Regions from separate parts of the Mus musculus genome. Here all the other regions are linked to region 2. A link is a loop called in an ENCODE intact Hi-C map of the cell type or tissue named here. Cell type or tissue: left cerebral cortex. All regions are shown on one strand. Each heading gives the region's core, and the rest is flanking DNA. Links, peaks and the distances in the headings are about the cores only. Region 1 has its middle 17 kb from the start of Tmem150c. Region 2 holds the start of Gm45913 (predicted gene, 45913). Region 3 overlaps Enoph1 (enolase-phosphatase 1). Region 4 overlaps Vamp9 (vesicle-associated membrane protein 9).

Region 1 (6,032 bases), core at 348-5,347, 130 kb after region 2:
GAGGAAGTGAATAGAAAGTGACAGTGGGGCAGAGTTATCAAGACTGAGTGCTGAAGTCACTCACACTGCCTCCTGGGCCAAAGCCAGGTTTGTTGGCAAGAGAAAGGGTGAGGAGAAGTGCTGAGATGGGTCTTGAGTGGGCAGCAGAGATTGTCTGCCATGCTAGGAAACTCAAAACAGTGCCAACTGTTGGGAGACACTCAACGTTTTCATGGCATGGTGGATTCAACTAGAGTGCTGGAGAGATACAGATGAATTGCTGTGTCTTCTCTACTGCTATGGCCAAACTGCACCCAAAATTCATACGATGAATCCCCAGTCCCCAGTGCCTCAGAGTGTGGCTGTTTGCAGACAAAGAAACCACACAGTGGCAACCAAGTCGCTATTAGGCCACTAGGGTTGACCAGAATCAAACCTGGCTGTTCCTATGAGACAACCAGGACAGGATCACATGAGCAAAGAGAAATGGCCAGGCAAAGAGACAGCAGAGCCTGGGTACCAGCCCACGGAGTAGGGAGGCCCTGAATGAAACAGGTCCTGCTGGCACCTGAAGTGGAAGCCTCCAAACTTCAGAGCTGTGGGAAGATTAATTCTTTGTTTAAGACATTCAGTCTATGGCACCTCATTATAGAGACCCCAGAACCTAGCCCAGCATTCGCCCTCTGATGTCATCAACTATCTTGTGCCTCTGCTTTCTTCACTATCAAAGGGGTTGGCTGCAATCCATGCTCATTAGGGACTGGCTACAATGCCTGCTTATTGGAGGCTGGCTGCAGTGCCTGCTTATTGGAGGCTGGCTGCAGTGCCTGCTTATTGGGGACTGGCTGCAATGCCTGCTAATTAGCATTAATGAAGAACTAAATGAGTTGTCTCTATGAAGAACTAGAACAGTCCCCAGCACACAGAAAGCTCTATGTGGGTAACTGTTAGGTGCATGTGTGTAGTTACATGCAAATGTATAAGATTGACCTATCTACTCTCCCTTGTCCCTCCTTTATTAACCAATAGTGAATAAGAATAACTAATCTGATATGAGCCCGACAGTGGAGTAGACATGGATAAAACCCTGACCAAGGCAGATTAGTGTCTTCTGCTCTCACTGAGCTTGTGCTCTGGAGGAAGAAAGCTACAATAACTAAGTTTTTAAGCCACTCTGTAATGGCTGGGATTCCTTATTGTGCTGAATGCTTTGAGCTAGAACACCTAGTGATGAGAGAGAAAATAGAAGGTGAGAGAGAGTCAGCCACGTGGAAGAACTTCCCAGTGCAAAGGGAGTTTGACCTGGGCTAGCCTAGTACTGGAGCCAGTGTTGCTGGAACTGGATGAGGTTGGGCCTGGGCCAGGATAAGGCTGAAGTCCTGTCCAGGCTCCAGACCACACAGAACCTTGTAGTCGGGGGGGGGGGGGGGGGGCGGGGGGGGCGGGGTGCTTGACTTTCATTTTAGTGCAGAGAGAAGCCGCTTTAGAAAAGTGTGTTTGTTTAATGTGCTTGTTTTTAGCCACTGTGGCTGCTGAATGGACAATCATTGAGAAGTGTGAGTAAAAGCAAGGAGACAGGTTATAAATAGTAACAGGATGAAGAAAGGTGGTGGTAAAGGAAGGGAGATCCAGCGGGAGGAGCCTATCACACCTGTGCCTCTGTGTGTGCGTGCATGCATGAGTGTGCGTGTGTGTGTGTGCATGTGCATACGAGTGTGTGTGTGTGTGTGTGTGTAAAATGCCAACATTGTACTCCTGTATCATGTGGTTTCTGTAGAGGACCTCAGGCTCTGTCTTTTCTCACAGGTTTAGGCTGCTCTTCCAATTCACTCCATTCCTGGGGTATCAAGATACACGTGTCACCTCTGGATGGAGTTTGATGTGCAGCAGAGTCCAGGGCTGCTGTACAGGGAGTCATCCACACAGAGATCAGGGGAGAGACAACATCCCTGACTTAGAGATGGGCTGGTGTGTCCATCATGGCTGGCTGGTTATGCATTGGTAATGGATGGAGCTTCCTCTGGAAAAAGCATGGTGCCTCGTGCTGAGACTCCCCTCTGCCTTGGCTCTGCCTCCTCGTCTTCCCAATCCTACATTACAGTGTAGAGGGAAGTCTGTAATGTGCAAATTCACCCCAGTCTTCCAGGTTAGGCTAGATATGGCAAATGCATTTGAATATCCCCTTCAATCTCTCTACTTAGACTAGGTACAACAAATGTGTGTCTCACTGACAGCATTTAAGGTTCACGATGTCTTCTCAAGGTAAGCATTCCTATGTCAGTCAAGAAGCTTCTGTGTGGGCTGGAGCGATGGCTCAGCAGGTAAGAGCACTGACTGCTCTTCCACAGATCCTGAGTTCAAATCCCAGCAACTACTTGGTGACTCACAACCATCTGTAATGGGATGCGATGCCCTCTTCTGGTGTGTCTGAAGACAGCTACAGTGTATTTATAATAAATAAATAAGAAGAAGCTTCCGTATTTGCCTTCTCTGGTTTAGGGCAAGGGCAATCCCCCAGGGGCAAATGGGGGAAGAATCTCATGATGTAGAGGACACTTTCAAATATTAGCTAAATGTGTGTAGGATGGAAATAAGAGTGGAACGTTCTTCTGGAACATAAGTTTCCAGGGAGGTAAGTTTCCTGGTGCTCCCCGAACACTTAAAGCCCAAGGAAGAGCACAAGTGTCCCTTCAGTCAGCAAGGATGGCCTGAAGCTCTGGTCATAAGAAGGTCACAAGCAACCTTGCCAATTGTAGCTAAAAAGACCCGAGCCCCTCTGCCAACAAGGGCCTAGGCTGGTTGCCTGGCAACCAGAATGCATTCTCCTTGTTCAATGTTTGAGGCTTTAATTCACCAACCAAGATTGTTCTTGATGTTGTTTACAATCCGGATTCATCTGTACACCTCTACTGGCGAAGGACTTATCTCCTCCCCCTACTGAGTGGGCAAATCTAGACCAGAAATGGCAGTCTGTAAGAGATGGAAGATTGTCTCATGCCCATTTCACATCTGAGACCCAGAGAAATCAAGCTCACCCAGTTAACAACACAAGAACCCGCCTGTACGCACGCAGTCTACTCCCCAGGAGACTGTTGGGTAATTTCAACACCTTCATTTGACCCCCACAGGGACCTCCTCACCCAGGACTCCAGAGCCTGGCTTGCCTATTGATCATGCAAAGCGGCCCTGTATGCTTATGGAATTACACCCAAGCTCACTAACTCACACTCAGCAGGAATCATGCTGAACCTGTGGAAATCATCAGGCCAAGACTAAAATGAGGGCCCTCGTTAGTCTCATCCACTGTATCCATAGTGACAAAAGCTACTGGCAGAAGGCAGCCAAGGAGAGGTTCAGCCAGCACTCCTCAGGGAAATGACAGAGGCAGCCAGCCTTTGCAAGGTCGAAGGCTCTGAGTGCGAAGGGCCACCTGCGGGAGAGGGCAGGAGCTGGGATCTGGGAAGACCAGGGTCCAGACTGCAGGCAGTAGTTTAACGCGCAGGAAAGTGTGTGTGTGTGTGTGTGTGTGTGTGTGTGTGTGTGTGTGTGTGTGTGTGCAGGGCTGAGCTGTTCAGCAAACCTAGCAGTCAGTGGCAGTCATGCTCTGAGACCTCAGGACAGGCTGAGACCTCGGGGCAGGAGGTTTTCAGGAACCTGTTTTTGTTTGTTTGTTTGTTTTTTGTTTTTTGTTTTGTTTTGTTGTTGTTGTTGTTTAAGAGTCATCAATGTTTATTGTTACTTTTATTCTGGGAAAAAAGACCCTGAATGCACTTGGGATTCATGCTGATGCTAACTTTCCCCAGACACCCTCCACGTGTCACCATGATGCCCAAAGAGTCCTGGGCATCCTTCAAGGACACAAGGGTAGGGAGGAGAAACAAGTAGGTTGTGGGGTGTTAAAATCGGGCTTTGTGAGTCAGGGGCAGCCTCGGATTTCTGAGGGGGGAAGATGAGAAGGCTTGCAGCTCAGTAAGCAGCAACCGAGTGCCTGTCTTCACTGTGATGAACTGGCTAAGGCAGGGACCTGCTGACGGGGGCCAAGCAGGTTCCTCGGCACAGCCCACTCTCCGCTCCGCCTGTGGGCATCAGATTCAAGGTTCACTTTCCTCTTAGTGTGACTTGGTTCTCTGCATTTCACCACCTGCCCAAAGTGGGCCTAGGGGTGTGGGTGGAGTGTGGAGTACTAGCAAATTATAGAATATTATTAAGTTGTGACAAAAACATTAGCTTAACGCCTTTCCCGAGACCTGTATTGCTCACGATTCCAAGCCAACGACATAACAAGAAAATAACTATTCAAGTATTCTAATTGGTTTTTTAAAAGATCTTTTTCAGTTTGTGTGCTTTCTTAATTACCCCTCTCAGTTGTTGATCTTTACATAAATATATATTTAGGAGTTTATAATCCACAATCTATCAACACGGTCTTAGGGTCAATTGTTTAACAAATAAATAATAGGGAGCAGGGAGTGTGTGTCTTTGTGAGGGCGCCCATCACATCTCATTGACATGACATGCTCATGAGCCTGAACCACCCCTGAAAGCAAGCTCACTCAGCAAGCATTTGTCTAACATCCGTATTTGTGTCTCTACCACCTTGCACAGGCAGCTGCCACTGAAGGAGCATTTAACATATCAAAAGGAGCATAAAACTTTAATATTGGGGTGACCTTCCAAGGGTGGAACAAGAAGGCTGGAAACCTGGAGATGAGGTAGTCTGGACATGTGTCCATTTGGAGGGACAATCATAGTGAAGCCAGACGAGAAAATGATCAGGCCATGCCAAACAGCTGGACAGGTCTTTTGTCTTGGTTTTTGAGACAAGGTTTCATGTAGCCGTAGGGACCTTGAACTCACGATACACATAAGGATGACTGGAACTTCCGAGTCTCCTTCCTCCCCTCCCGAGTGTTAGACTTTTAACAAATAAAATATCCAACTAAAAAAAAAAAGAAAGAAAGTTAAAAATAAAGGAAGAAATACACTCGTGTGCACAGGAATCCTTAGAAATGGTTAAGAATGTGTGAGTATCTTTGGGTGAAAGAGACTTTTTCATTTTCAAGTAATTCTGGAAATACAGAGCTCATGTTTTAAGAAAAAAAAAAAGAAAAGAAAGAAAGAAACATTTGGCTTTATATTCAGACTATTTCATGTCAAAAGCCATCAAAGCCAAAGTGAATATAAAGAGGATAAACTTAAAAGAATTTGTTAGGGACATCGAAGGATAATGTCAGCCCTGGTTACCAGAAAAATAACAAGAGAAATGGGGGAAAGCACTATACTGACTATATTTAAATCTCTGAAAATAATAAGAAACTAATACTTTTATGCATGGCTACAACCCTTTAGAAAGTTATTTGGAAACATCAGTGAACACGAGAACTATACAGCTCACAATGACTGTATTAATTAACAAGCTGACGTCGTTTGTTTTATTAGACAAAGTCTCTTGTGGTCCAGGATGGTCTTAAAATTCTGATGCTCCACCTCAGCCTCCCAGTGCCAGGGTTTAGTATGTACTACCATGGCCGAGTTGAGGCACTGATGATAAATTATAGGCTCTAGTGCATGCCAGACAAGTCCTTTTACTGAGCTACACCCCTAGCCCCACAGCTAGGAACTTGTCTCAATATTAAAAGCACACATACTTAAGTCTATTTATCCTACATGTTGTTAACTGCAGGAACAAAATGGAATCAATCTAAATGTTTATCAAAAATGTTATTATTAAATAAATTGTAATATATCCGAACTATGGACTATCTGTGAGGTTTTGTAAAGTAACTTAGCTCAGCTTCTTTGGCAGTGAGAGTTGTCTCCATTTTTCTTTGGTTTATGAAAAGGCCAACAACAAAAAAATCCACTGCTGACACTGGATTCTTTAATAAAGGGCTGAACATTTTCCCTTAAGATCAGGAGAGAAGAAAAATGTCCACTCTGGTCACTTCATTCAATCTTATGTTGAAGAATCTATGTGGAACCATTAGTCAAGAAAACAACAAACAGAAACATCCGTACTGGGAAGAACGATGGGAAACTGCAGAGACTCCTCA
Region 2 (6,032 bases), core at 335-5,334:
ATCTCTCATGACCCAAACACCACTGAATAACTGACCAACTGATCCACAATTGTGTACCAAGCCTGCGACACACGAATCTGTTGGAGCACACTTCCAAACCATAGCAGCAGTTACAGTTTGGTGTCCTAGCGCCTGTGTTGACCACATCCTGTCATGAAAGTCTACTGGGGAATTTTCTACTTGTGACATTATGGTACTCAATATGTTTCAGAGTTCAAAGGATTTCCTTTTTCAGAGCCTTGGATTTGGGAAGCTCAAATTTGTGCTTTGTGCGAATACTGCGAATACTTCTACTAGTTGACTGACATGTTCAAGGGCGGATCGGCAGCTGAACAGTGCCGTCCTTGGCAGATGCTGGGAAACAATCTTAACCCCACCTTTTCCCAGTCATTTAGCTTGGGTCACTTGTCATGTGTGCTGTCAGTAAGGGCTGACAGCATCATCCTGTGACAACTAAGGGTGTGTGTGTGTGTGTGTGTGTGTGTGCATTTATGTGTGTGTATGTGTGTGCATTTTAGTGTGTGTGTATAGTGTGTGTTTGTGCTTGAAGGCACACAAGTGGGGTTCAGAGGACAATCTATGAAGGTACAGTCTCTTCTTCCAACATCTAAGTCCCAGCTATCAAACTCAGTTATGATCACAATGTCTGAGTTCTTAACTCAAGACACATTGTAACAAATGTCTTCCCATCAAGGGCTCTTTTATATGTATGTATGTTTTGATCAAGCCTATTCCCCATTTCCTCTCTTTTGATGCCTCCCCCATTCCTCACCATGTTCCCCTCCCAACTTCATATGTTCTTTAAAAACAAACAAAAACCGCACTGAGTCTGAGACCGTCTAGTGCTGTCTGGATTACACAGGTGTAGGACCATCTACTGGAGCATGCATAGCCTCTCAAGGGTCACAGCCCCAAGAAAACTGACTGTCTTCCAGAAGCCACCAACTGCCAACAGCACCTCATCAAGAGGAACCCACATTTTGTACAGTGTGTGTACATGTAATTTTACATGCTTGCAAAAAGCAAACCAACAATAAACAAAAGGATACAAACATGCTTTGTACATGAGAGGAATGATGGTGTGGTTATAGGCCATGGAAATAGTGGATGTGGGGGATGAGGAGAAAGCCTGTCGGGATGTGCATGGGAGAGCCAGGTTTAAAGGCAGTGAGGGTCGCTGTCTGAAGTAACAGAGATGGAGGGGTGCCCAGGCACAGATGTTGACAGGGCAGAGATGGATCGCCCAGGAGAGAAGTTCTGAGGTTTTTAGTTGAATCTTCCTGGAAGATGTGGGCAATTGTTCAGAGACTTACGCAATAGCATAGGAGAAGCTGTATGCGGCAATGGTGGAAGACTGTGGATGCCAGAGAGGGACTATTGGTATTGAATTCAGAACGTTTTAGTCACCCATAAAAAAAAAAAAAATAAGGTATTGCTTCTGAGCCCACAGTGTCCAAGGCTTTGTGGAAACCCTTCTGATTTTGAGAGAGCCATTCACCAAGTGCCTAGGAATCGCCTCAAAGTCTTGAGCCTTGACGCCGTCTAGTGGCTACTCTGTAGCTCTCTGGTCTCTGTCATGAGCGAGCACACAAAGCTGGGTCTGGATCACAGGCTGGCGTCCTTCTCTAGCTTGCACTGGGGTCCTCAGTATCAGCACTACCTGTCAACCTGCTACAAACGCAAGCACAGGTGCACATCTGTAATCCTGGCACTCTGACGGCAGAGTCAAGAGGTCTTAAGTTCAACACAGGATGTAGTGAGACCCTGTCGAAACAAAAACAAAACCCAAAAATATCAAAAACCAAAATGACCAAAACCCTTCCAAGTCAACCCGAACTTGCTGTGTTAGGCGGTGTTGGTAGGAGGCATGCACATTATAAAAGGCAGTTTATTAGACTGGCTGACACGGGGCCTGGGTCATCCAGCAGTGACTGAAGGCATATCATAGCTGTCAGACAACAGAGATGATGCCTCTGTGGCCTCTGTCTGGCACTGGAGTCCATGGAGACCCTTTTGTAGACCCTGGCACTCAGCCTACAGGGGGAGCTAGAGATGTGTGTGTGTGTGTGTGTGTGTGTGTGTGTGTGTGTGTGTGTGATGGGCTGCCTGTCAGAGGGTGCAGCTCACTTTGTGGCTGAGCCTTCTTCCCTTAGTCAGTCCTTTCAGGAGATGCTCTCACAGACACGCCCAGAGATGTGTCTCCTAGGTAATTCCAGATCCGTCAAGATGACAACCAAGATCCACATCATAGCAAGCAAGCATCCAAAAAGTTGTGTCCCCACCTCAGATTCTGCTGAGGCGGAATCAGCAGGGTGGGGGTCAGCACCTGCATTTTACCAAGACGTCCTGGAGACCTAGATGGGATGAGTGCTGGGACCCTAAACACTACTGTTCTCTCGCTCCAGTCATAGGCTTTCACTTGATGAAATGACAGCAAATGAAGTGTTTTGTGCTGGGGAGACACCATCCATGCTCTAGGGGATGCACGAGTGTGTAAAACACACACACATATTCACACACACTCATTCTCTCTCTCACACACACTCACACATACTCATACACTCTCACACACACTCATTCTCTCTCATACACACACTCACACATACTCACACACTCCCTCACACCCACATTCACCACTCTCTCACACACACAGGCACACACTCTCTCTCACACACACACTCACTCTCTCTCACATACACACTCACATATTCTCACAAACTCTTTCATACACACACACTCTCACACACAGACACACATTCTCACAAACTCTCTCACACACACTCTCTCTCACACATACTCTCTCTCACACATACACTCTCTCAAACACTCCCTCACACACTCTCTCTCACACACACACACTCACACATACTCACACACTCTCATTCTCTCTCTCTCTCTCTCTCTCTCTCTCTCTCTCTCTCTCTCTCTCTCTCTCACACACACACACACACACACACACACACACACACATCCTGTACAATCCCTCACTGCTCTCAGGGATCCAGAGAGTGTAAGAAGCCAGGAGAACCACAGTTACACCAGGAGAACAAGCAGGGGTCATTTCAAGAAGAACTTCCCTGAGACACAGATGAGAGCAAGGTTCCTTTCTCTCTCTTCTCTCCCCATCCTTCTCTCTAGTACTACTGAGTACTACACTGAGTACTAGCCTCCTGAGTGGATCGACTGAGTACTAGCCTCCTGTGTGGATCGACTGAGTACTAGCCTCCTGAGTGGATCGACTGAGTACTAGCCTCCTGAGTGGATCGACTGAGTACTAGCCTCCTGAGTGGATTGACTGAGTACTAGCCTCCTGAGTGGATTGACTGAGTACTAGCCTCCTGAGTGGATCGACTGAGTACTAGCCTCCTTAGTGGATCGACTGAGTACTATTGACTACTAGACTGTGTTTTGTGGGGTGCTTAGCAATAGAGCTGGCTTCTATCCACTAGAGGCCAGTAGCACCCTTCAGGTTTCAGTTGTGACAACCAATAATGTTAAGATATCACCAAGTGCACAGCCTTGTGGCATGGCAAGGAAGGATATCTGACCTCCATCAGAGAACCATAACCTTAAAGTGAGGGCGACAGTCTTCCCTGATGAGGCAGGGTTATGGCTGCATTCCAGGGCACCCCAGGAGCCAGGGGTGGCTTGAAATTTGTACATATTATATCTTTCAACCTTACAATAAGCCCGTTTACAACAAATGATTGCCTGTTTATGAATGCAGAATCACCAGGTAAGTTGTTTAACCTGGTGCAGTCCTGGACTCATCTTAGCCATTATGTTCTAGAGCAGAGTACAGAGTACACATATGCGTTGCTTTTTGTGTATGTGTGTGTGCATACAAGTATGTGTAGGTATGTGTGTGTACATGTGCATGTGTATGTGCGTGTGTTCATACGCATTTGTGTGGAGGCCAAGTCGATGTCTGGTGCCTTCCTCAATCTCTTTCCACCTTATTTGAGGCTAGGTCTATCCGGGTGCAGAGCTCCCCGATTTGGCTAAGCTGGAGCTCCAGGGACTTTACCTGAGGATTGGAGTCCCACCTTCCTGCTTGTGTGGCAAGCATCTTAGCAGCTGAGCCACTTCCTAGTCCTGTCATGTATTTTCTCCATCTGTGTCTCCAGCTATGAACCTGCAAGCATCTCCCTGTCTCTCTTCAGAATTAAGAGACGCCTGGAGAAATAGCCAATAATTGGCCAGTGCCCAGAACTGATTTTTCCAGACCCGTGAGTTAGTTGGCCAAAACCCCAAATATCAAAGAGGGATGCCTGCTTCGATACCCCCACAGGGGTTGCCTCGTGCCCAGGAGTCCTCCGCCTCTGTTTGCTACCCCTGCTTCTCCCCAAGTTCTTGGTGGATGAAGTTCTTGGTTCTTCCATTCCCTGCAGCTGCACATGCCTGGATATCAAAGGCTTTGTCTGCTGTATGGTGCCTCGGGGCCATCTCACACCATCTGAGGCTGCTAGGTCCAAACCATGAGAATGCAAACAGGACCTGGATAGAGTTCATGTCAATCAGTCGCTTAGCATTTACCCAGCTGGAGGCAGCATCTGCAGGGGGTTGGCATTGTTGGCAAAGCAGCGGCTGATCTCAGCTTCACTGTTTGAATGTTGAATACTGAGTTTGATTGAGCAGGTGGGACCTGTGCTTCTTTAAAAATGCCACTTCTAGAGCAAGGGTTTCCTGGCACTCCAGGTGACCATGATGTACAGCCAGGATCTACTACTGTCTGCTGGTCTGAAAGGGCTTGGGGCTGAGTATTTAGCCCCAGTTTTTTCATAGAGAGATCCCAAGTTACTTAATGTCTCTAGGCCTCAGTTTTGCACCTCTGTGAAATGGAAATTCATGACAGTGAAACTGTGATTGGTAAAGTGACAGCCCCGAGCCAGACTTCTGTGACCCTTGACCTTCTCTCCATTCTCCCTCCATGTGCTTTGAGGCTGCGGCTGTGCCTCATCTGCTGATGGACACTTGGGTTGCTTCTACCTTCTGGCTCTGTAAATAATGCTACTGTGAGCAGGGTCTGGATTAGATGGTGACTCTGGCTTTACCATTTTGAGGACCTCCCACACATTTCCACTTCGTCACTCCCTCTCACATCCCCACAAGCAGTGCATGAGGCTTCCCACCTCTCCATATCTAAGTGGGTCTGAAGTGGCCATGGATAGACATAAAAATGCACACATATACATCTTTTCCAGCCTCAGGGTTCTACATTTACCAGTGACTCTGCTCCAATGTTGCCTCCTTGTAGGTTTTGATTTTTCAAACCTACCTTTAATAAGGGTTCTTAAATGCTTTAGCCTCCCTTCTAGCCCACCACCCACCAGAGGTTGTGGAAAAGAAAGGTTATTAGCATATGGGGGGAAAGGACCTGTTTAGAAATTGTTCTTTGGAGCAAATCCAATCTGCGTTGTTAGGAAATCAGCAGCGGCAGCTAGATCCACTCACAAACACTTCATGGATACACCAGCAGTCCAGTTCAGTAGAGTCAGGATAGTAAACACAAATCAGCCACGGTGGCACGACCTAGCAGAAACAGCCAGGCCTCAGTCCGATCAGTATGAGTCAGCAGGAGGGACCAGGATCAGCAGGGAAGCCAGCGTTCTCTGCAGTGCCTCTCTCAATGAAGTGAAGATCCGTGAAGATGAGGACTGGAGACAGAGAAGCGTTGCAAAGCCAGCTAGGCAAGCCTCCCGTCGCTGTCCATTGAGTCCTAGATATACTCCCTCTAAATATCACTTGTCCTCCCGAGCGTCTTGCCTCACTACATGAGCCTGTTTCATAAAACTCCACATAAGTGTGTATCAGCTGACCTCACTCTGCCAACTGGCCTGAGTCCGCGTAAGTGGCAAGAAGCCGCAGAAACATCTTGAGAAGTACTTAGGTGCTTTTCTCTCTATGGAGTCACAACAAACCTAGCTCAGCAGTGCAATGTAAGGGGAACCAATGTATGCTTGTCCTTAGCGAAGAACCCTTCATCACGCATCCTTTCATGTGTTTGCTTTATCAAAACATTCTTTCACCTG
Region 3 (6,032 bases), core at 350-5,349, 240 kb after region 2:
AGGGATTGGCCGTACCTTCCCGAGCTTGGAACTCTGCCAGTTCTGGCAGCTACCCAGGCCACTTTGCTGAAAGAGTTAAAAGACAAATGTATTAAGCACAGCTGAATGGAATGATGGGTAATAGTTGGACAAACAATATACTTGGCCTAAAAGCTTGTTAGGAAGATCAGAAAAATATGATCTTTGGTGAATTAGGGCTTTGAATAACACGTCCTGGTGTTTTCTTGGCAGATAGGGGTTTCTATATGATCCCTTTCCCCACCTCTCCCGGGCGCACTGAAAATCCTAACACCCAGTAACAAAGACCGCAACCCTATGGGGGGCGGGGGGATTAAAATGGAGTTAGACCCTCGCTTGCATTACTGTCAGGGCTCATCATAGTCTCTTCTTCATCTGCTTGGCTTGCTTCCTTCTTAGGCTTAATCTCAAAAGTTGAAACTTCAGGTCTAACTCTTCCCCTAGTCAAAACTCCATGATTTAACAGCATTTCTATGCCGATCAGCTCTCAACCTCAGCCTGCTCTGCGGTCAGGCCAGAGCTTTAGGCTCTGGGCTCGCACTCACTGGTTTGGTTACTTCTTACCTCTGTCTCCCAGTCTACATCAGCTTTCCACTTTACACATCAAGTCACTGTCTCCATAGCAACAGCTATCCAGTTACTCAAGGTAAAATTGTAGGCGTTTCCCTTTCCAGTCCTGTCAACCTAAAGTGGTTATCAACACCTCTAAGACATCCATGTCCATTTCTGGTGTTACCACACCAAAACCAGCCACTGCTAGCCCTTCCATACAATAGTCTCCGATACAGGATCCGGCAGACAGAGCAATTAGCGGAGTTGAAAAATTAAAAACATTTCCCAGACATACCTACAGGAGGGTCTGGAACTGAGTTACTCAGTGAGATGTAAAACACTCTAAGGTCACTAAAATGCAAGTGTTTGGAGAGGTTGTAATAAGCAGGCTTGTACCCCACTTCTTGGCCAGCTTCATGGGTTAGCCATTGCTGTGACAACCGTGGCGGTTCCCAAACTCACCACTGTGGGGCTTCCTGGGGTGGTTCCCCTAACTGTCCCTCCTCTAAGCCTTCCATTGGTTTATGTAAAAACGCCTTATTCCTTTGTGGTCAAAATACCTGAGTGAGACCTTAAGAGATGGAGCATCAGCAAAGAGCGCTTGCTGCCCTTGAAGAACACCTACGTGTAGTTCCCAGCATCTACCTCAAGTGGCCCACAACTCCCCGTAACTCCAGTTTCAGATCTGATGCCATCTTCTGGCCTCCACCCACAAGCACATGATGGCACACACACACACACACACACACACACACACACACGCGCGTACTAAATCTTTTTTAAAAACACCCAAGCGCTTTCTGCTTCCAACTCTCTCCTCTCATAGGTCTTCCTATAGCAACCCATTCTCCATCAAACACAATTTAAGTCACCCAGTCCCGCTCAGAATTCCCCAGTAGCTTCCGACCACATCTAGAGTACAGGCTAAGAATTTCACTAGGATCCAACAACCTAATGGTCAGGCCTCTTCTGTAGACCTCTCTAACTGTATTCAGCCACGGGGCTCCCTAGTCCCCAGTCCCAGCACTTCTACCTAAATCTCTACATTTAATCCACACACAGTGTTCTCTCCCCTTCTCTATCTGGTCTCCCATGATTAGGTTACAAGCCCTGCCCGCCCTCCCAGACCTTACTTTGTCTTTGTTTGGTTTCCTAACATCTCTAGAGGATATGCATGCTGACCATAGGGACAATGTGCCCTCATGTCAGCCCAGGACTCACGTCTTGACAGAATAAACCTGAGAGAAACTCAAGGGCAGATTTTACTCATTACTCTATCAGCAACAACTGCGGGATTTTTGATTTGTTTTGAGACAGAGCTCACGTGGCCTTGGCTACCAGCCTGGAACTCCCTATGTAAACCAGGCTGGCCCCTGCCAGGGATTGTAACTGCAAGTCACCAGGCCGAGCTCTGCAAATTATTGTTGAACATTACTGAGGATGGTATAATATGGACATCAAGGCACAGGTGGTAGTATAGCAAACTGTTATGGGACATAGTATATTTAATTATTTTTTTATAGGAGTAAAAAAAAAAAAATTCCTGAAAACAAGCCCCTTTAAACACTGCTGCTAAAACTTGTCTACCCAAAAGGAATGTATTTTTTAAAATGTGTTTGATACAGGAGAGGAAAGGGGATTAGCGGGTGGGTTGTGGTTGGTATTACTGCCAAAACTTTGTCTAACTCCTCTGCTCTTGCAATAGCCTGTTACTGGCTTTTAAAGATAAATGAACTGTTAGTCATGTCCCTGCTCCCTCCCTGTTCCCACCTGATGCCTTTCAACGGGGCTGTGGGGAAGCAGCACCACCTGCTGGGCAGAGCCGGTCCTGCACCCACACAGGCATTTAAGGCCCTGCTGTCAACCAACCCTGGAAACATCAGTGACTCTCAGCCACCAAAGCCAGCCTAAACAGCAGACCTCTCAGCTCCAGAATTGCTGATTAGAGCCAGCTTCTGAGATTTCTCTCCCTCAAACTACGGTAAAACACTGGAAGTCAGTGCTACTGAGGGAAAAACACCAAAATATATCTAGCTTGACAAGGAGTCCCTTGCCCCCGGCTATAAACAGAGAGACCGGGAAAAACCCAAATGTTATCACACACATCTGACTGCATGTATGCCTGTGGACCACACGAGAGCCTGGTGCAGGGAGAGGCGTCAGATGTCCTGGGATCAGAATTAGATGGTTGTGAGCCACCGCAAGGAATCAAACTCCAGTCCTCTGCAAGGACCACTGAGCCATCTCCGGCCCCTTAAAGATGTTTTTGATTTTTGTTTTTAATTTTGACTTATTGTTGTTGTTTGGCTGGTTTTTTGTTTGAGTAGCCTTGGAGATCCTGAAACTACTCCTATAGGCAAGCTGGCCTGGAACAGAGTTCCTACCTTTGCCACAATTAAAGGCTTTCCTCCAGGGCTGGGATTAAAGAGATGTGCCACCACACCAGGCTGTCTCTCAAGTCCTTACTTTTCTAATTGCTGTTATTAAAGGATAATCTGTCTGCCATCTGCCCATGAACTTGTCTACAAATATATATGTACGCATGAAGTGAATCCTTTCGTTGGATGTGATTTCACCATTTACAAATTATTCCCATTTCTATGACTTAACATGAATTTATTCTATTTCCTAGTGACAAAACCTGAATCAATGTAACATTTTTTCCTGTCCCCTTCCTCCTCATATTTCCAAGACTTTACCCCTTATCCAATGCATCCCCCCAAAATGATTCCTACACCATTTTCTTAATTACAAAAATAACTATTTCCTTTAAGTATTTTTTTAATATAGCCTTTTAAAAAAACGAGAGGGCAGTGGTGACCCACACCTTTAATCCCAGCACTCAGGAGGCAGAGGCAAGTGGATCCCTAAATTCGAGGCCAGCCTGGTCTACAGAACAAGTTCCAGGACAGCCAGGGCTACACAGAGAAACCCTGTCTCAGAAAAACCAAACATAACACAAACGAGAGGGCTCAGTGGATAAAGTTCCCTGCCACTAGCAAGACCCACAGCCTCCGTCTGACCCCTGCCCCAGATGGAAGGGAAGAGAACTAACCACCACAAACTGTCCAGCCTGTCCCCTTCCTCCCTCTGTGTGTGTGTGTGTGTGTGTCTGTCTGTCTGTCTGTTTGTCACACTCACACACACACACACACACACACACATGCACACACACCAATTAAAATGAGGGGGCGAAAACCATGGTTATCAAAACGCCAAGAAACTTTCCTTACACATTGAATGCTGTCTGAATTAAGTCGAAATAACGTTTGAATCCAAATTGAAGTGACGCAGTGACGTTCATTTATACTGTTAAAACAGACATGCCTCGCACACACCCAATGCAAAATCTAAAGAAGTTCACTCTCCCAGTGGCTTCGGCCTCGCTTTCCTCTCTGCCTCTGACAGAGTGAGGCACAATCCACACGTCTGTATGAAACTGTATGAGAAGAAAATGCCTTTATTAATTAATGACACGACACTGACCCATCAGAATGCATCAGAATAAACAGTGCTGTTATAAAATTTACATCTTTATATCCATTTCAGAGGAAGTGTTACACATTAGAGCTCTTTGTGCTGTTACACTGGTTTCAATAGAACATTTTTAAAAAAAATAGTCATTAACATATACTCTCAAACTGTGTAAGACACAGAAAGGCAGCTATAAAACACGATAACACTGGGGGTTAGTGGAGCCCGCCACGGCCTCAGCTGTTCCGAGCACTGCTCAGAGGCAGGCTGGTGCTTGTAGCACTGTTCCATCCTGACTGACCAGACCACCTGCTCCGGATCTGTTCTCTGAGCAGGGACAGGGCCTCAGTCTTGTGGACGCTGGGCCGTGAGTCCTTAGTGCAGCGGTGGGACGTGACCTCGAGGGACAGGGACGGTGGGCTCCTCGTATGGGTACCTTTGAAGCAAGTCCAGTCTTTAAAATAACACAGGCTCTGGATAATAATTTCTCAGAACTAGCTTTCCACTTGGTAAACAATTTGATAAACATCACAAATTTGATTAGTATTTTGCAGTTTCAAATACACCCCGGGCTTGGTAAGACAGATTTATGGTCTACACATAAAGTGTCTTTACATGAATTTGGTCTTCATGGAACGGACAACTTTTCTCACATTATGTGCCCATGGAAACTAATCTGAGCACATGTCCATGTATATACCCTTGCACATGTCTGTGTGCACACATAAGTACGTTACTTTTACAGTTAGAATAAAGCTAGACACTAGGGGACGGCAATTCTTCCTCAGACCTGGCTCTAGGTGGACGGCAGGTAGAGCTCGCTGAAGGACGTGATGAGGTTGTAGTATGTCTTCTCGTCGTCAGTGAGCCCCGCGTTGCCAGGTCGCACCACCACAGCCACGTGCACGTCCGCCTCCTCAGCAGCACTGGCCTCTGCGGAATCAGAGTACAGGTCAGACACCAGGGCCTGACGCCCAAGGTGACAGCCTAAGACGAGAGAGGGCAAGTCACCAGGGAGAGAGAACTGGGTGTGAGCCAGGTGGATTTTGTTGTAGCTAAAAGGTGGCACAGTGAGGAAGAAGTCTAAGTCTTTACATATATAAATTCTACGCTAAGGAGCACCTAATTGTATGTAGCAGAAAACAGCCTGTCCTATTCTACGCTTTAATTAGAACCACTGATGAATGCCACACAGGCTGCTCTGGCCCACGCCCTTTGTCCATTCTTCCAAGTCACCCCAAAGAGCTGAGCTGTTTCTCAAAGGGCAGGCTGTGGGGTCGAACACCAATTATTAAGTAGATCAGGGCGAAGGAGTCCTATGATCTAATGCAGGTAAAGTATATGCTCTCACCATCTCAGGTCCCAACATGCCATGCCCCTGCCTAGACTCCACAATTTCCTACTCTTCAAGATTCCACTCAAAACCTGCAGCCCCACCCTGCATTACAGAACCTGTGTGCTCCTTACAGCCCGTACTTAGCTGCCCTAGCAAGGGCTTTATGACTGTCCATCCCCTCTCTAGGCTGTGGTACTTATGATCAGGCATTGAGCTGGTGCTGGGTGAAGAGTAAAGACAAGAGCAGTCAGATGAGATTAGGTAAGCCGGGTGCTACAGGAGACCTCTCTAATGTACCCTGGATTACAGTCCTCTCTCCATTTGACTTTTATGTGAAAACCATAGCTAGCATCACCTGTAAATGCATCTACTGCGTGCTAGGAACCACCCTTGACAAACTTGAGGACAACGTAGCCCCCGCCTTCATGCCTACCCCATTCTCTTGCACAGCTCAAAGGAGCCTCCTCCTTACCTTGCCCCTGTCTCTAGACACCGAACTAAGCCAGCAGCAGGCCTCAAACTTCCAACTGCCAGCCTGACACGATGCCCAGTGCTCTAAAACAAAGGCTGGCAAATCACATCGAGCCACTTCTGTGAAGTTGTACTGGCACGCTGCTACACCTGTTCATTTGCATACAGTTCGTGACCGTTC
Region 4 (6,032 bases), core at 482-5,481, 380 kb after region 2:
TGCGTATTTTGGCTGTATGTGTACCATACAAATGCCTAGTGTCCATGGAGATGAGAAGAGTGTGCAGGATCCTTTGGAACCAGAGTTACTGACAGTTGTAAGCCACTATGTGGTGGTGGGAACTGAACCCAAGTCCTCTGCATAAGCCACCTCTGAGCTACCTCTCCAGCTGCCTTAAAACATTTATGTGTATGTGTGTGCCTGCAGATTATGTGCAAGTGTGTGCATGCCCGTGTGGGGAGCAGGGGAGGCCTTGAGAGAATGTGTAAGGTGCAGAGGAAGCATCAGACCCCAGGGAACCAGCAAAGCCTTCCTCTGGTCCAAGTGTGAGTATTTACAGGAGGTGGACCACTGTGTAAATACTGCAGCTTCCTCTTCCTTATGTTTACAGCCTAACACAGCCCCCTACAGACACCTCCTCCTGAGATTAGCCATCTCTTCCTCTTCCTCCACCTCCTCCTCCTTGTAACCTCACTGAGGTTCTGGGCTGTGTTTAGTTAGTGGCACTCCATCCAGAGAGTATGGCCCACCTGATCCCAGCTTTTCTGTAAGCCCATCTGTGTGTCTGTCCTTTCTTCTTTCCTTCATCCTCCAGTCAGGTTTCCAAAGCCAAGCTGATACATCACTTGTGGAGGCCAGAAGGGGGTGTTGGCTCCTCCGGAGCTGTGGTTATAAACATGTCTACTTACTAGGTTTTGTTCTTTTGTTTTTAAAAAGATTTGTTTATTTATTGTATGTATGTAAGTACACTGTCGCTGTCTTCAGACACACCAGAAGAGGGCATCAGGTCTCACTACAGATGGTTGTGAGCCACCATGTAGTTGCTGGGAATTGAACTAAGGACTCTGGAAGAGCGGTCAGTGCTCTTACCTGCTGAGCCATCTCACCAGCCTCATTTTTTTTTAAATACAGAGTTTCTCTCTGCGTAATTGCTAAATTTCTTTCATTTAAAAATTTTGTATAGGATTTTTTATACTTTGTTAAATTTTATAAAAGCATTTAAATTTTGGGTGCAAATGTAAGTGATGTTGTTCTTAAATTTAACTCCACTTGCTTGTTTCTAGCTGACTTTTTAGTGTTTTGTAACCTTGCTATAAATGCTTTTAGGTCCAAGGATATTTTGGCTAATTCTTTTTGATTTCTTGCACAATCATGTAACCTGCAAACAAAGATGCAAAAATTTTAGCTCTCCCTCCCAGTTTGCATGTCTCCTGTTTTCTTCCCTGCCCCTTGCACTGGCTATGCCCCCCACCCCGTCCCTGCTCCAGTGTTGGGAAGCAGAGGTGAGTGGGGCACTGGACAGGGCAGCTACGTGAGAACAACTTATTAAAAAGATGAGATCAAATGCCCACAAGACAAAACGATAATACCTTTTGTATGAAGGTGGAGTTGAGAGTGAAGTTGAGGGTGGCAGAGGCTGATGAGAGAGGAATTATGGGATGGGGTGGGGGAGGAATATAATCAAAAGACACTGAATTCATGTATGGAACTGTTCAAAGAACTGACAAACATATTAAAATGAGCAGAGGAGATCTTTTAAAGGGTGACTTGAGAGCATAAAAATAAGGGTCTGGCCATTCAAAAGCTGAAATAAAAGTTTTTTTTTTCTTTTTTAAATATATATTTTGTAGTTTCAGCAGTGCACACATGTGACCAAACTCGTCTCACCTCTGCTGCACCTCCCGGAGCTGCTGCTGTGCTTCAGCCTGAGAGGGCAGGCTTTACAGTTTTACTCTCTATAAGACATAGTCTCGTTTCCCAGAAAACAGAACCACGGCACCATTGTCATTTACCTAATATCTCCGTTTCAGACAAACGTCTCAAAAGCGAGCCATGGTTCTTCTCCTGTGATGCCAGCGTCCACAGGTGCATGTTGGATTGGATGGACGCATCTCTTCAGCTTCATTTAGTCTATGGGTTCTTTTCTATGCTGTGCTACCTGTCATGGCTATCCTATCTTACCTTTGTTACCCACACTTAAATGTATTTAACTGAGCATGTCAACCGCTCTGTTTCCAGGGAATTAGAAATGGATGTGGAACTGCTTCAGGGTCAGGCTTGGTGTTTCCGAGAGTGTTCAGATGTGTGCTGTGCGCTTCTGTCCTATCAGAATGGTGATATTCCCTCCCTCCTCGCTCCCCAGGCTGGCCTCTGCCTCCAGAGTGCTGGGATTAAAGGCCCGCACCAATCATTCCAGGCTGATGGTCTCTTCTTCTTCTTCTTCTTTTTTAAAGACAGGGTTTCTCTGTGTAGCCCTGGCTGTCCTGGAACTCACTCTGTAGACCAGGTTGGTCTCAAACTCAGAAATCCGTCTGCCTCTGCCTCCCAAGTGCTGGGATCAAAGGCGTGCGCCACCACGCCAGCTGATGGTCTCTTCTTTAAACTTAGGAAGGACCACCGAGACATCTGCTTTGGCAGCACACACTAAACTGGAATGATACGGAGATCAGCATTTCCCCCTGAGCAATGGTGACAAAGACATTTGTGATCTGTTCCAAGTAAAAGAAATGGGGGGTCTGGAGAGATGGCCCAGTTGTTGGGTTAGTGCTTGCTGCTGCTGTAGACCTCTGCTTTGATCCCAGCATCTACACTGGGCAGCTCCCAACTGCCTCACATTCCAGATCATGGGATCCAGTGCCCTCTTCTGGTCTCCATGGGCATTGCATTCATGTGCGTTCATAGGTACAGACTCATATCATAAATAAAAAGAAATGAAATAACTGTTAAAAAGCAAAAACAAAAAACAAAAAACAATGCAAAAACCGGTGGGGTTGGGTATTTCAGACGCATCTTTTAAATGATTAAGTTCCTAATCAGCTTTTTCCTTGTTTCTGATCATTTCTTAAACAGAATGTTTTTATTAATTCTTTGAGAATTCCATCCACAATATTTTGACTGTGTTTACTCTCTATTCCTCTCATATATAACTTCTATGTCCTCACTCAGCAAGCTTCATGTTCTCTATTTTCTAACCCACTAGTCCAGTCTGGCTGACCATGGCTGTGTGACCATTTACCTGGATCGCTCCACCCAACAGGAGCCACACCCTTAAAGAAAGAAACAAAACTGACCGATCGATCCTCTGATAGAGGCCACAACTCTGTAACTGCTCAGGCTGGGGCGGGGCTCCAGACATTTAGTGCTAATAATAATTATATAGGTTTATTATTTTGTTAAGGATGGTAAGACAGTATCAGCACTCCATCATTAACTAGCTGGAATAGATCCAGGAAGAAAAACGTAGCATAGCTAATTTAGCTGCGCATGTTGGCTCATGTGTGTGATCTTAGTGTGTGTGACAAGGCAAGAGCACCGCCTGCCACAAGTCTGAGGACAGCCTAGGTTACAGAGCAAGACCCTGTCTCAAACAATGCAAACAAACTAACTCCTACCCACCAAAAAAAAAAACAAGAAAAAGGAAAAATACAATTTGACCCATTCAAATTGCTTCCGTTTGCTTCCTTTGAGGTAGAGGCCATATAGAAAGTCAAAGTGAGTGCTTGCCCCTGTCCTGCCTTTAAGCTTTTAGGCCAATGAGAGACAGTGCTCCTGTCTTCCAAAGCTGGCTGGTGAGAGGTGCCCACTTTGGTACCATCTAGGAATCCTGGAACTGAACATACTTATGTTGTCTCCAGTGCGTGAATTATTCTATTATTGACTAGTGGCAGCTGGCTCCTGACTTTGGCTGGTTTTGACTGCTTCGCTGTTGCAGGCATGATAACATGCTCTGGTTTATGTGTCCTCTGTCCTACACTAAGATCATCCTGACTGCATTCGGTGGGTGACAGTTAGAGACTATAATCTCTCACTTATGTGCTCACTCCTGTTGAGTTGGTCACTGTGTCTCACTTTGTTTTATTAAGTGGATAGGCACAGACTGAAACTTCTTTGTCTTTGGAGACTTGGATGATTTCCCTTGGTTTCTTTGATTTTTCTCTTTATAACTAAGAATATTTATAGCTAAGATTCTTGACTCTTAATCAAATTAACATATCTATATAAACCAGTTTCAGAATAGCAATACCAGTATTATTAGTAAACAGGGTGACTCTTGGAAATAAATGTCTTAAAATGTACTTTCAGGTCTCCTTCATTAGGCTGTAATACCACTAGAAATGGACACTCAAATGACTGCTTCAGACTATTTGACACATATTTTGACATAAAACTTTACCACTGTAACAATGTCAAGTGTGTAATTTGGTGGCACTAGTGCATTTCATTGTTATGTGTTGAAGTAAATCCCCAGCCTCAATAAGCCCATGCACAGAACAAACAACTCAGTTATAATATTTATAAGCTCACACCTAGATTGGGCAGATCTGCTCTATTCCCCAGCTGTGAGATCCCTTGCTACCTGTGGCTTTTCCAGGCCATGTGGTTCTGCTCCATCTTCCACCTTCTCTTCCTCCATCTTCATTTCTCCTCCTCTGTCTGTCCTCCTTCCTTTCTCTCCCTCTCTAAACCCTCCAGTCCCACCTTTCCCTTCCACTGCCCAATCACAGGCTCTAGTCTTTATTTGACCAGTTAAAATAGGGAGGAGGTTCACTGAAATCACCCGAGTACATCCTTGATCCACTCCTTGTTAGGGCAGGTCCTCTTGAGGAAGCAGAATTAGCATCAAAATACAAACAGCACCAGGACAATCCACAAGATTTCTCCCTTTTTGTTTAATTAAAAGGCTCTTTTCTCTCAGATATTTAGTGAGCACAACTATTACAATTATGTAATTTATAAAGATACACTTAACACCCAGTCCATCAATTTTGTCAAATTAGATAAAACACCCTACCATCTATCTTAACTTAAAAGGCTTACAATTTTATATTTGAATTATTTCTTGGTTTTAGCTTGTATACCATCTGAAAACCATCCTTTCAAATCTATATCATCTCTCTCGATACTAAACAGCTTGAGTTGGCTATGAGACTACAACCAGTCTTCAACTCTGTTAGAAATTACCTGAAAATATAGAAGCACAAAACACAGCTTCCAAAACTTAACCAGAATTAACATCAAAATACAAACAACCAGGGCAATCCACAGAAGTTATGTAGTGGACATTAGCCTCCAGATCAACTCCAGCCGCCCACTCCCCTCTCTGCATCTTTTGGAGCTATACTCCACTTTCCATCTAGAGCAAGTTAATTATTCTTGGTACTTCATATAAACAGAATTACAGAGTGTTTGCCCTTTAGTGACATCTTATTTCATCTAATAAGGACTAGTTCTAAATTCTAATTTAACAGTATTTTCTAATTATACAAAACAATTACATGGTTTAAAAGTCAAATTTTCAACCCAGGTTTTATACAGATAACTAGTGTCTCTCTCTGACAGCTCAGCCCTTCTTTTTTTTTTAAATTTATTTATTTTATGTATATGAGTACACTGTAGCTGTCTTCAGACATACCAGAAGAGGGTATTGGATCCCATTACAGATGGTTATAAGCTACCATATGGTTGCAGGGAATTGAACTGAGGACCTCTGGAAGAACAGTTAGTGCTTTTAACCACTGAGCCATCTCTCTAGCCTCAGCTCAGCCCTTCTTTGCTTCCCCAGTCCCATACAGGCAGCCAGTTAAATGTTTTTGGTTTATCTTTTTACTTTTAAACTAAAATAAGCAATTCGTATATTTGTATTTATTCCTTCCCTCTGAAATGGCTGCATATAAGAACGTGAATGATGCGGCGGCGGCACACCACGCCTGTTCTCTGATGCTCTGGGACACCCCCACTGTGAGCCTTAGCTCCTCACACACAGGTCTCACCCTTCCCTCCCACTCTTAAGACCGACTCTACAGTTGTGTTGATGAGCTTATGATACAAGTTGAGGTACATACCATGTGCTGTGCTAGTATTTGTTGAAAATCTGTAGCAAGTGCATTTGAAGGAAAAAAATGTTCTTGTGACATCAAAGGAATTCTTGTAAAAATATCACTAACCTGGGGAAATGAATGGAAATATGTAACTTGTATGGCTAACTCCAAGTGCAGAACAACAGAGTAAATGTTCTATTGAAGCAAAGCATG

Evidence for each region. Peaks named below come from ENCODE experiments on the same cell type or tissue, not always from the same donor. Only the 100,000 strongest peaks of a DNase experiment are listed, where the experiment ranks them.
Region 1: it touches region 2 in a loop (2.5-fold over the local background); 4 of 42 quality-filtered maps call a loop at or near these places.
Region 3: a loop joins it to region 2, with 3 times the contacts of the local background. A loop is called at or near these places in 16 of 42 quality-filtered maps.
Region 4: a loop joins it to region 2, with 2.6 times the contacts of the local background. A loop is called at or near these places in 3 of 42 quality-filtered maps.

What each region holds. Positions count from the first base shown.
Region 1 is chr5:100,173,040-100,179,071 of GRCm38, reverse strand. No RefSeq gene overlaps it. Among named protein-coding and RNA genes, the nearest start is that of Tmem150c, 17 kb to the right of the region's middle. In left cerebral cortex, for the core only: no CTCF peak of the experiment used is centred there; DNase peaks (open chromatin) are centred at 741, 2,783 and 3,300; H3K27ac peaks cover 593 bases.
Region 2 is chr5:100,302,052-100,308,083 of GRCm38, reverse strand. Gm45913 (predicted gene, 45913) reads right to left here and starts at 5,714. Exons shown (of 2, transcript NR_152163.1): 1 at 5,378-5,714; 2 at 1-1,764. In left cerebral cortex, for the core only: a CTCF peak has its summit at 3,440 (motif pointing right); DNase peaks (open chromatin) are centred at 3,466 and 5,117.
Region 3 is chr5:100,066,744-100,072,775 of GRCm38, reverse strand. It overlaps Enoph1 (enolase-phosphatase 1), which reads right to left. Exons shown (of 6, transcript NM_026421.3): 6 at 4,011-4,977. The coding sequence ends at 4,841. Among named protein-coding and RNA genes, the nearest start is that of Tmem150cos, 8.2 kb to the left of the region's middle. In left cerebral cortex, for the core only: CTCF peaks have their summits at 1,023 and 2,381 (motif pointing left); DNase peaks (open chromatin) are centred at 1,009 and 2,380.
Region 4 is chr5:99,924,755-99,930,786 of GRCm38, reverse strand. Vamp9 (vesicle-associated membrane protein 9) reads right to left here. Exons shown (of 6, transcript NM_001378420.1): 4 at 5,844-5,945. Among named protein-coding and RNA genes, the nearest start is that of Vamp9, 22 kb to the right of the region's middle. In left cerebral cortex, for the core only: a CTCF peak has its summit at 2,649 (motif pointing left); a DNase peak (open chromatin) is centred at 2,643.